Linked DNA regions of Mus musculus: region 1 is linked to region 2. Evidence: chromatin loops called from intact Hi-C (ENCODE). Cell type or tissue: left cerebral cortex. All regions are shown on one strand. Links, peaks and the distances in the headings refer to the core of each region. The heading gives the core; the rest is flanking DNA.

Evidence for each region. Hi-C counts contacts between places; a loop is a spot of excess contacts. Peaks named below come from ENCODE experiments on the same cell type or tissue, not always from the same donor. Only the 100,000 strongest peaks of a DNase experiment are listed, where the experiment ranks them.
Region 1: a loop joins it to region 2, with 2.4 times the contacts of the local background. A loop is called at or near these places in 3 of 42 quality-filtered maps.

What each region holds. Positions count from the first base shown.
Region 1 is chr7:45,204,358-45,209,732 of GRCm38, reverse strand. Kash5 (KASH domain containing 5) reads left to right here and starts at 4,841. Exons shown (of 20, transcript NM_201374.2): 1 at 4,841-5,141. The coding sequence starts at 5,030. It overlaps Dkkl1 (dickkopf-like 1), which reads left to right. Exons shown (of 5, transcript NM_015789.3): 5 at 1,835-2,208. The coding sequence ends at 2,143. In left cerebral cortex, for the core only: CTCF peaks have their summits at 1,260 (motif pointing right), 2,659 (motif pointing left) and 4,997; a DNase peak (open chromatin) is centred at 5,098; H3K4me3 peaks cover 559 bases; H3K27ac peaks cover 614 bases.
Region 2 is chr7:45,297,923-45,303,297 of GRCm38, reverse strand. Gm39006 (a long non-coding RNA gene) reads left to right here and starts at 938. Exons shown (of 2, transcript XR_882064.2): 1 at 938-1,465; 2 at 2,073-4,139. Trpm4 (transient receptor potential cation channel, subfamily M, member 4) reads left to right here. Exons shown (of 25, transcript NM_175130.4): 25 at 1-143. In left cerebral cortex, for the core only: CTCF peaks have their summits at 2,817 and 3,357 (motif pointing right); DNase peaks (open chromatin) are centred at 3,377, 3,904, 4,320, 4,816 and 1 more place; H3K27ac peaks cover 2,606 bases.

The sequences.
Region 1 (5,375 bases), core at 108-5,107, 93 kb after region 2:
TTTAAGATTAGCCAGTATACACTCCATACATGGAATATCCTTGAGATTTCTGGAGCTCAGTGTAACGTGTCAAAAGGGAGAGGACAATAGGCATGGTTAAACAAACACAGATGATCCAGTACTTGAAAAGCTGAGACAGGAGGGTTGCCACGACTTTAGGCAAAAGGCAGAAAGGATCTCTGTGAGTTGAAGACCAGCCTGGTTTACAAAGCAAGTCCCAGCCCAGTGGGGGCTACATATCAGGACCCTGTGTCAAAGCAAATATAAATGTCAGAAAGCGTTTTGGTCGTTCCAGAAAGTTTTAGGCTTTCCCAACAGCTTTATAAATCTTAGCATTCAAAAACTCCACCAATCCCAGAAATCTGGCAGGCCAGTAAGCCCCCAGGATCCTCCAGCCTGGACCTCGTGAGTGTAGCCATTACAAGCATGACCTGCAGCTCCCTGTCACTCTGTGAATGCTGGAGTCCAGACTCAAGCTCTCAGATTTGGGCACAAGTACCTTTTGACAGTCCCCTTTCTGAGACAGGGTCTCACTATGTAGCCTTGACTAGCTCTGAATTGTCAATGTCCCTGCCTCAACCTACAGGTAGCTGGGAAAACATGCCTGAACCATCAGGCCCAACTGAAATCAGGGTAATTTCAGAACAGGAATTTGGCATAGGCAACCAGGAATGGTGACACACCAGGAATGGTGACACACCAGGAATGGTGACACACCAGGTTTTTTGTTTGGCTTTACTTTGGTTTGGGTGGTTTGGTTTAGGTTTTGGTTTTGGTTGTTAGAGATGGGATCACTCTCTGTAGCCCTGGCTATCCTAGAACTTGCTTTGTAGTCCAGGCTGTCCTCCAACTCTAAGATCTGCCTGCCCCTGCCTCCTAAGTGAGTTTAAAGGCCTGCAGTACCATTCCTGGCAAAACTTAAGGCTTTTGACTCAGGGTGATCCAATACTTGGCCACCTCCCAAATGCGGGGATTCTAAATGTGAACCATCGCACCAAATTTATCATTTGTTTTTGTTTAATTTTTGTTTTGTTTTGTTTTGTTTTTTTCCAAGATAGTTTTTCTATGTAACCCTGGCTACCCTCAAACTCACAGAGACCCTCCTGCCTCTGCCTCTTGAGTGTGGGGGAGTAAAGGCGTGCGTGCACCACCACTGTCCAGCGAATGCTTGCTTTCTTGCTTGCTTTCTTTCTTTCTTTCAAAAAAAAATTTTTTTTAATTTTTAAAAATTGTTAGCACATGAGTGCAGGTACACACAATGGCCAGAAGAGGGCATCAGATTCCCCGAGAGCTGGACTTAATGGAGCCTGTGAGATACTTACCATGGGTGTTAGGAATCCAAAGAATATCTTCTGCAGAGACACTAATAATGCATGTAAATGGTGCACACACTCAACGCTCAGGCACACCAGGTAAACATAGATGAAATAATCTCTTAGGCAACCGTGGAAGTTTAAAAATAATCAAATTTTGGTGCTGGAAAGATGGCTCAGCAGTTAAGAGCACTGACTGCTCTTCCAAAGGATCCAGGTTCAATTCCCAGCATCAAAGTGGCAGCTCACAACTGTCTCTACCTCCAGTTCCAGGGATCTGGCACCCCCTCACAGACACACATGCAGGCAAAACACCCATGCACATGAAAATAAACAAATCTTAAATAATAAATTTAATACACAAGAATGCAGCAGGCCAGACAGAAAACAGAACTGTCTGCCTAAAAAGGGTTTTTTAAGCAGCAAGTGAGCTGTAATGGAGGTTGAGATGGCCCAGTGGAGACCAAACATCTTGGATGCGCTGTGCGGCATCTGAGGAGCTCCCCGTGCCTCATTCCCAGGTTCCCAAAGTAGAAGCAAAAGAGCCCCCGGTGCCTGTGCAGAAGGTCACCGACAGCTTGCACCCAGAGCCCCGGCAGGTGGCTTTCTGGATCATGAAGATGCCAAGGCGGAGGACCCAGCCCGATGTCCAGGATGGAGGCCGCTGGCTCATAGAAAAGCGACATCGCATGCAGGCCATCCGGGATGGGCTCCGTGGAGGCGCCCGTGAGGACAGCCTGGAGGATGGGGTCCATATCCCCCAACACGCCAAGCTGCCTGTCAGAAAGACACACTTTCTCTACATCCTCAGGCCATCCCAACAGCTGTAAGTGGGGACCAGATGTCCCACACCCTACCCCAACACCATATGGAAATAAAGGTTTTCTTACATCTAGCTCAATCTCCTTTTGGTATCTCTTCCCAAACAGGCCAGAATAACGACTCCATCCTACACATACACTCAGTGCTGACAATGGCTGTGCCAGCTCTTCCTTACATCTCATTCAGAACATGGCCTCTTGGTTGGGCAGCTGGATCTCCTGTAGCACCATGATACACCTGGTTCCGAAACCATTGATCCACCCTGTCTGCCATCCCAAGTCTTTAAAGCACATTGCTGAGCCACCCCAGCCACCAAAATATATATTTTTTAGATTTTACAAAATTACTCAAGATCTCACAAAAGGGAAAGCAAATATTGAAAAATTAATATTATGGGGGCTGGAGAGATGGCTTAGCAGTTAAGAGCACTGGCTGCCCTTCCAGAGGTCCTGAGTTCAATTCCCAGAAACCACATGGTAGCTCACCACCATCTGTAATGGTATCTAATGCCCTCTTCTGGTGTGTCTGAAGATAGCAACAAGGTATTCATAGACATAAAATAATTCTTTTTTAAAAAGTTATTATTTTAAATTTATATGTATAAAAATTTTGTTGGCATGTGTGTCTGTGCACCATATTTGTGCCTGGAGACCAGAAAAGGGAATCAGATCTGCTGGGGGTGGAGTTATAGACCCTGTGAGCTGCCACATGCGTGGGGCATAAAACCATGCCAGGAAATTCAGTTAGGCATAGCAAGTTCAGACCCAGAGACTCTGTGCACACCTGAGGCTTAGGCGACTCCCTGCTCCCCCACCCCACCCACAGACTCCTGACTTGGAACACATGCCATGCTTCGCACATAAATGTGTCAAGCTGGGCATGGTGGCGCATGCCATTAATCCCAGCACTCGGGAGGCAAAGGCAGGCGGATTTCTGAGTTTGAGGTATGATTTTACACATCCATTTTCCGCCATGACAATAAACTGTTTAGAATCATAGACTGTCTCTTTTCATCAAGATCTGCTGTGGGAGCCATGAAGAAGGCCTTCACCTTCAGAGCCACAACCCACTCCCCCATAGAAGGCTTCTCTGCGCTCCCAGTCACAACCTCCTTCCCTTACCAAGATAAGGACAATAATCCCTGTGAGACTAGCTGGAGTTCCCCTTCTCCCCCAACCCCTGCCCCAGGCTCCAGGCTAGATGCTGTCCCCAGACCTCAGGCCCCTGCTCTTCCAGGACTCCCAGCCGTGCCAGGATTTCCAAGAGTCTGAGAACCCCACAACCCTGGCCTTGTCACAGGCCTGGGACCCCAGAAGGAGCTCTGGCTTTCCCACCCTGGGAGCAATGTCACTTCCTTACAGCCCAGCATCCACCCCAGAGGCAGTATGGGATAAGCCCAGTCAAACTCCCTGCTTCTGTGTCCTGAGTGGCCTGCAATGTGGATGCTGGGAATCCATCTCAGGTGTTCTGGAAAAACATCCATTGCTCTTAAACAGTGGTCTATGTTTCCAGCCCCAGGAATGGATGTTGATAATAGGGACAAAGCTAACAGGGTCCAGAATGCACCACAAGTTGTCCTGAAAACACCCGGCAGACCTTTCATCTAGACCAGGCGTCCTAGTTTGCTTTCTACTGCTGCGGTGCGTGAGCACCACGATCAAAAACAACTTGGGGTGAGCACCATGATCAAAAACAACTTGGGGAGTCTATTTCATCTTGTGATAGATCACAGTCCATCACAGAGAAGAGGCAGGGTAGGGGCTCGAAGGAGGAACTGAAGCTTGCTCAGGGTTTTGTTTTGTTTTTTTTCATACAACCCAGAAGCACCTTCCCAGGGGTGGTCTTGCCCACAGTGGGCTGCCATCCACATCACTCATTAACCAAGAAAATATCCCCACAGGCTTGCCTACTGACAGGGTAACTTTTCAGTTGAGGTTTTCAGATGACTCTGGCTTTTGTCAAGGCAACAAAAAACTAAACAGCACACACAGGGTCTGATGGTCAGTAAGGTGAGAAAGACCTTGCACTTTTTGCCTCTACCTCCCGAGTACTGGTACACTACCCTGCCCAATTCACTAGGCCCTAGGGATTGAATGAGGGCACCCTCAGTCAAACACCGTACCCCTGAGCTACATGCCCAGTCCTTATCATTACATGCATGTGTTTTTAAACAGCAAGGGGTAGGAAAGTGAACATGATAGGGTCTGCATGTGGAATTCAGGGGCCCTCCTTGCACCATGTGGGTCCTGGGGATTCTTCTCAGATCGATCACCGGGATGGGTGGCAAGTGTCTTTACTCTTTTTTGGTTTGGTTTTTTTTTTTTTTTTTTTTTGGCTTTTTCGAGACAGGGTTTCTCTGTGTAGCCCTGGCTGACCTGGCACTCACTTTGTAGACCAGGCTGGCCTCGAACTCAGAAATCTGCCTGCCTCTGCCTCCCAAGTGCTGGGATTAAAGGCGTGCACCACCACGCCCGGCTGTTGGACCCTTAATAATAAAAAAGTTCGAATAGTCCACAGGCATGGACTGAGGCAGGGTGATTGCTTCAAGTCCGAAGCCATCCTGGGCTACATAGCTAAGCAGTAAGTAGAAACTATAATAGTTTGGGAAAACAGCTTGGGTACCTATTAATGCGGGGGGCGGGGGGGGGGGAGGGAATGGAGCGGAAGTGAGGCTGGACCAGACTGCGCATCATTGTGACAGTGGCGGGCGAGCCAGACCCAAAAGAAAGAACTTGGTTCAAAGACTGACAAGAAGAAAAGGATGAACAGGGAGTCCTTCGGTTGAACTCTCTCCTGCTTGGCCCTATTTTGTCAAGCAGAAGGAAAGGATTTTTGTACCGCAGAAGAAAGCTGCCGATAATATCGCGCCATCACCGCTAGCCCCACTAGTGCGCATGCACTCGATCCTCAGGTCCAGCCTATCCTCCCGAGAAGCTCTACGCATGCGCCAGCTCAAGGGTCTTCGTAAGGAGAGACCCGGGCGCCATCCACTCGGAGTGCGCTTGCGTGAGTACAAGAGCCTGAGAGGGCGGGACTTGCAGGAGGCCGGCTCATTTGCATTTCTGGCGGGAAAAGGCGCGTGTGAACACGCCTCTTCCGTGACATTCGCAACCGCCGTTCGTCGCTGGTGTCCCTCAACTGAGTCCCGACTCCAGGTACGCCCTGCCTGTGGCGACTTTCATGGCAGGTTCCCCGGTAACATCACCTGCCAGCTCCTTCAAAAACGCCCCAAGTTTTGAG
Region 2 (5,375 bases), core at 296-5,295:
CCAGACCATTGCAGCTGCCGACTTAGACCCAGAGCCTCTGTTTGGGTGGCTTTCCCTGCAGGAGACAGGGGCGTCTGAGCCCCTGCCGCTTTCTGCTTTCCCGTGGGAACATAACAGGGTGGTAATAAAGAGAGCTGGTCCCAGAGGAGGGTGGGCGCTGCTGTCATCTGCTCAGGCAACATACAAACAGATGATGCAGATTTGAGTAGGTAAATGCATATGTGTCTTTAAAAAGTCTAATTAGTGGAAAATTGCAGGCCACACTCACACGGGGGTGGAGGCAAATCCACATCATTATACATTGCAATTTAACTAAATAACCCATAACAAACTAAGACGGTAATGACAAGGCTGAACTGACAGCGATTATTAGTTAAATAGCGAGAAAGCCACCAGCAGCCAACACATCCAAAAATCAAAACCAAAACATCCTCCAAATTGGAGGGATTCCAGCTCCGGGGCCTCTCTGGGTGTAGAGCCATGTTGGAACACGGCCAGACGTACAACCAGACTCTCCCTGGAAATCCTGGGTCCATTCTGCCAACCCAAACGGTCACCATGGTGGCAGTAAGAAGGGGCTAGTGCTAGCACTCACTGACACATGTTGCCTTCTGTGTGGCTGGCCTTGTGTTGTCTGGTTCATAAATCCGACTTTTCCTAGAGTGCATCAAGGGAGGGCAGATCCATTTTTCTTGGGTGCTAGGAATTTAGATGTTTAAAGATTCCTTTTTTTTTTAGATTTATTTATTTATTGTTATATGTAAGTACACTGTAGCTGTCTTCAGAAGCTCCAGAAGAGAGTGTGAGATCTCATTACAGATGGTTTTGAGCCTCCATGTGGTTGCTGGGATTTGAACTCAGGACCTCTGGAAGAGCAATCAGTGCTCTTACCCGCTGAGCCATCTCTCCAGCCCCAAAGATTCCATTTTTATTTTGTGTGTGTGTTGGTGTGTATGTGTGTGTGTGTGTGTGTGTGTGTGTGTGTGTGTGTATGTGCCTGTGCATGTTCGTTCCTGCCTGTGTAGGTCGTCGTATTGATGCCACAATGTATGGATGAAGATCAGAGTGACAAGTTAGGGAGCAATGTTTTCCTTCTACCACGTGTCTCCCAGGAATCAAACTCAGGTTACAGCAAGCATCTTCCAGCACCACGTAATGGTGGCCCAGCCCTTCCCTGGGGGATTCTAGACAGGAGCTCTCTACCACTGGGCTACTCTCTTAATCTCTCTCTGGACTCTAGGAAACTGTGCTAGCTGCCTCCCCAGACCCCTTGAGCTTTTTTTGATCTAGGAACCAGCATATCTCGTCGGCAGAAATGTCACTCCAGATGGCTAAATTTGAGTGGATCTGTTTGTAAGAATCCTTTAAACTCAGTCCAGGAGTTTGGTTCAGGACCCCATGGAGGAGCCTCAATGTCTACTACATCCCTTGGCACTGTGGAGTCCAGGGAAACCAATGCTCATGTGTTAGTACCACTTTCTGAACTGAGAAAAGGCGAGCCCCCTCCCCCTCTCTGATCTTGGAGTCTTATGCCTTTTGGCTGCATCTATAACACAACACTAGACTAACTTGTAAGCAAGGCAAAGTCAAACCCCAGACCTGGCCAGGCAGTGGTGGCGCATGCCTATTAATCCCAGCACTTGGGAGGCAGAGGCAGGCAGATTTCCCGAGTTCAAGGCCAGCCTGGTCTACAGAGTGAGTTTTAGGACAGCCAGGGCTACACAGAGAAACCCTATCTGGAAAACCAAAACCAAAACCAAAAAACCCAGACGTGACGGTGTTGATGAGGAAAATGTACTTTTAGTGAGGGGTGGCTTCCTGCTATAGGAGAATGGGAGCTCTGTAGGTCGGGATGAGAGGAGCCTGGCCAGGATCTAGCTGGGATTTCTGTCAGACAAGTGGAGGGGGTGACCAGGAACAAGGGTCTGTATGGGTTACAAAAGTACAGACAGAAGCAACAGAGGAGAGGTTTATTTTGGCTTATGATTTTAAGGAATATTGTCCACTGCTGTGGGGGTAGCATGGTTATATTGAATCTGTGGTGTTAGCCCGTTCATGTCATGGCTTACTAGGAAGCAGCTATACGCCGGAAACGGATCCGCTCAAAGCCTCATTCCCAACGACCTACTTCCTGTCTTCAGCTTTTCACCACCAAAAGTCCCACTATTTCCCAAAGGATGCGACCTGTTGGAGACAACAGATGTTCAAGCACATGAACACCTTTCACACCCAAACACAAGGAGCTCAGGACAGGATAGCAACAGCAGTGTAGAGTGCTCCTGGCAAAGTGCTCATGATACCTCCTTGGGCCAAGCTGGTCACCGTGATGGGCATGATATTGAGGCTGGAGGCTGATGGTGGATGAGGGCTGTGGTATGGAGCGGGATCCTTCTTCCTAGTGCAGGCAGGTCCTAGGGGCTGCCCTGGCACCCTTACTGGGGCCCCCAAAGGAAGCTCATCATGATCTTCACTGTTCTAGCACGCTAGACGATCCATGCTCCTGGCTGGTGGCTGAAGCTATAATTATTGACTATAGGTTTGCCTATAGCAGGGAAAATGCCCAAATCCAATTGATGAGGCTCACAGTGGGAAAGGACTGCCAGTGGAGCCGCCCGGCTTTCCGTTGTCATGGAAGCGTGGCATGAGCGGCTGTTGCAGAGGCTTCTATTTCCTGGGTACCAGGGGATCCTCCAGGTCAGGAACTGCTCTTTGCTCCCATGCTACCTGAAAAATCTGGAACCCCACAGAGAAGAAGGAAAAGGCAGCTTTGGTGTCTTCACCTTCAGGGAATCCTTTAGATGCCGCTTTCCATCACAACAGCGCCACCTGCCAGATGCATCTGCGAGCACATGCATTTGGAGAATGGCCTCTATCATTCTCTAGAGATCCTTGCAGAGTCAGGCTGGAGCCCAGAGACTTTGATTTCCCTATCTCACACCCCCGTTTCAGGATTAGTTAGTGGAAAACTGACTACTACAAGGCTGGGAACTGCTGAATGTAAGTTCTGTGCTCAAGAACTCACCATGTCCAGTCCTCGGACTATTTCAGGACGTTTGTTTATTTTTATTTATTTATGAGATAAGGCCTTGCTATGTAGCTAAGGCTGGCCTCTAACTCATCACTCTTCATCTTCAGCCACCCAAAAGCTGGGATTATAGGCATACACCTTCGCCACACTCCCACAACTAGGTCATCTCGGTTTGGCATGAAAAAGTAGCAACTACCCCTTTGTCCCTTTGAATAAAATCTTAGCCACCTCCTCACCCCCCACATTGCTGGTTCCTCAATTCACAGACATCCTACCCCTTGAATGACTGGTTGGGACTGTGGTAAGGGCTGATGTGTTCGCTAGGTGGCAGCATCCACCAGTCTCTGTTGAAGGTTTCTCTACACTATGTGACCACCACCAGCAACAGGAATAGACTGGCCAAAACTCAGCTGAGAAGAACTGGAACTCCACTTGCCTCAATTCTGGGCTCACGCAGCTTATGCCATTTGTTAATGCGTGTGGCCACCCCCAGGAAACTTCATATCTTCTTGGTTGTGTTTTGCATAGTAACAGACCAAAGCAGGGGGAGAGCTATATAAACCGTTTGAAAATTCCAGGTCCTGCTGCCTGTTGTTTCTTGGGGCTGATGTGCCTTTACTCACTGAACACCCTGACAGAGAAGTCGGTTCAGTCTACTGAGGTGTCGCAGCCCTCAGGGGCTGAGGGAGATTATTCTGGGCTATGGAATGAATTCAAGGGTCAGCCTGGGCAACTTAGTGAAGCTATTTCAAAGTTAAAATAACAACAACAAAACAACAAATAAGACTGGGGAGGTAACTCAGGGGGGAGATTTCCTGCCTAGGTTAGCTGCATGAGGGGTTGGGGGTGTGACTCAGGGGTAGAGCCCCTGCCTAGAGTCGCCCAGTGAGCATGAACCAGACATTTAGTTCAGTCCTATGTATCAACCCCCCACCCACCACACACACACACACACTTTGGTCGAGTCATAGTTTTCCTTAAACTCACATGGCTCTAGATCAGCAAAGGACTGACTGGGATAAATTTGGCCAGTCACCTGGTCCACAAGCTAACATGTATTTGTACCTAATGTGAATATACAGTAAAGGCCATATGTCCTGCAGAACTGAAATTTTTTTGACCTTTTAGGTCTTAGCCCGTACTGCTTGCTGAGGGTGTTCACAGCTTAATATGCAAGTCTCCAAAAACAAAGTGGAGTGACTAGCTAGGTGGAACTGGTACCTGTCTTTAACCCCAGCACTCAGGAGGCAGAGGCAGGAGGATCTCTGTGACTTTGAGTGAGTTCCAGGAGAGCCAGGGCTGTGTAGTGATGTGTCGCATGACGATGCTGAGTGGGCAGGTGGTGGTGATGATGTCACAGGTGAACACGAAGCTCACAGTGGCTGATGGGGTCTCTTTGGATCTACTGCTTCCTGGAGTCACCCCAGTGGCCTCTGATGGGTGGCACAGAGGTTGGCAGCACATGTGACATGCCCCTAAGATGGGTTCTAGTAACTGGGAGCTAAAGATAGTGGTCAAGGGAGGGAGAGTCTGCCATAGTCCTTCTGGGGGATTTGGGTGAGGCCTGTCTCCACAGAGAGTAAAAAAGTCCCCGGGGCGTAAACGATATCCACTCCCAGCTTTCTGGACAGGAAAGTAGGCATTCTCTCCTTTGAGAAAACACCCCTGTGTGATTAACATTCCTTATGAATCTCTCCCTGGTGATCTGTGGGCAAAAAGACCTTCGTGCCCCAGCCTTAACAGCACAGCCGGGGTTGTTCAGAGAGAGAAGCAGGCCCCTCCTTTCTTCTCCCTGCTGCAATTTTTAAGACAGTTCCCTAGTCTGTTGCCCAGTCTGGCCTGCAACTTTTATATCACTTAGACTGCTGACCTCAGCTTCATGGTGATGCCCACGCTTTAATATCTTTGTTAGGTACAAAGGAGACTCCAGTTCCCTCAAACTCCAAATGTCCAGAAACGGGCTCAACCTTGGAGTATAGGAGGATTTCTAGTGGTTAGATAAAAGCCACCAACATCCTCCAGGAACTTGTGAAGCCAGGTCCCTCTAGCAAAAAGTGTCATTCCCCCTTCCTCGAGCAGAAGGGACAAATGGCTGTCTGTGGTGCCTGTTATCATACTCAAGCTCATGCCGGCCTCCAGGTTCTCTCAGCATCACGAGTACCTGTTATCCATTTCAGAGTCCAGGTTAGTTCTTCTCACCTCCAGCTCACTGGCTTCCTTTGCCCGGCTTAGTCCTTCTCCTTATAACTCTGCTAATTTTGGCTATACTCTCTGTCTTAGTTAGGGTTGCTATTTCTGTGAGGAGATACCATGACAACAGCAACGCCCATAAGGAAAACATTTAATT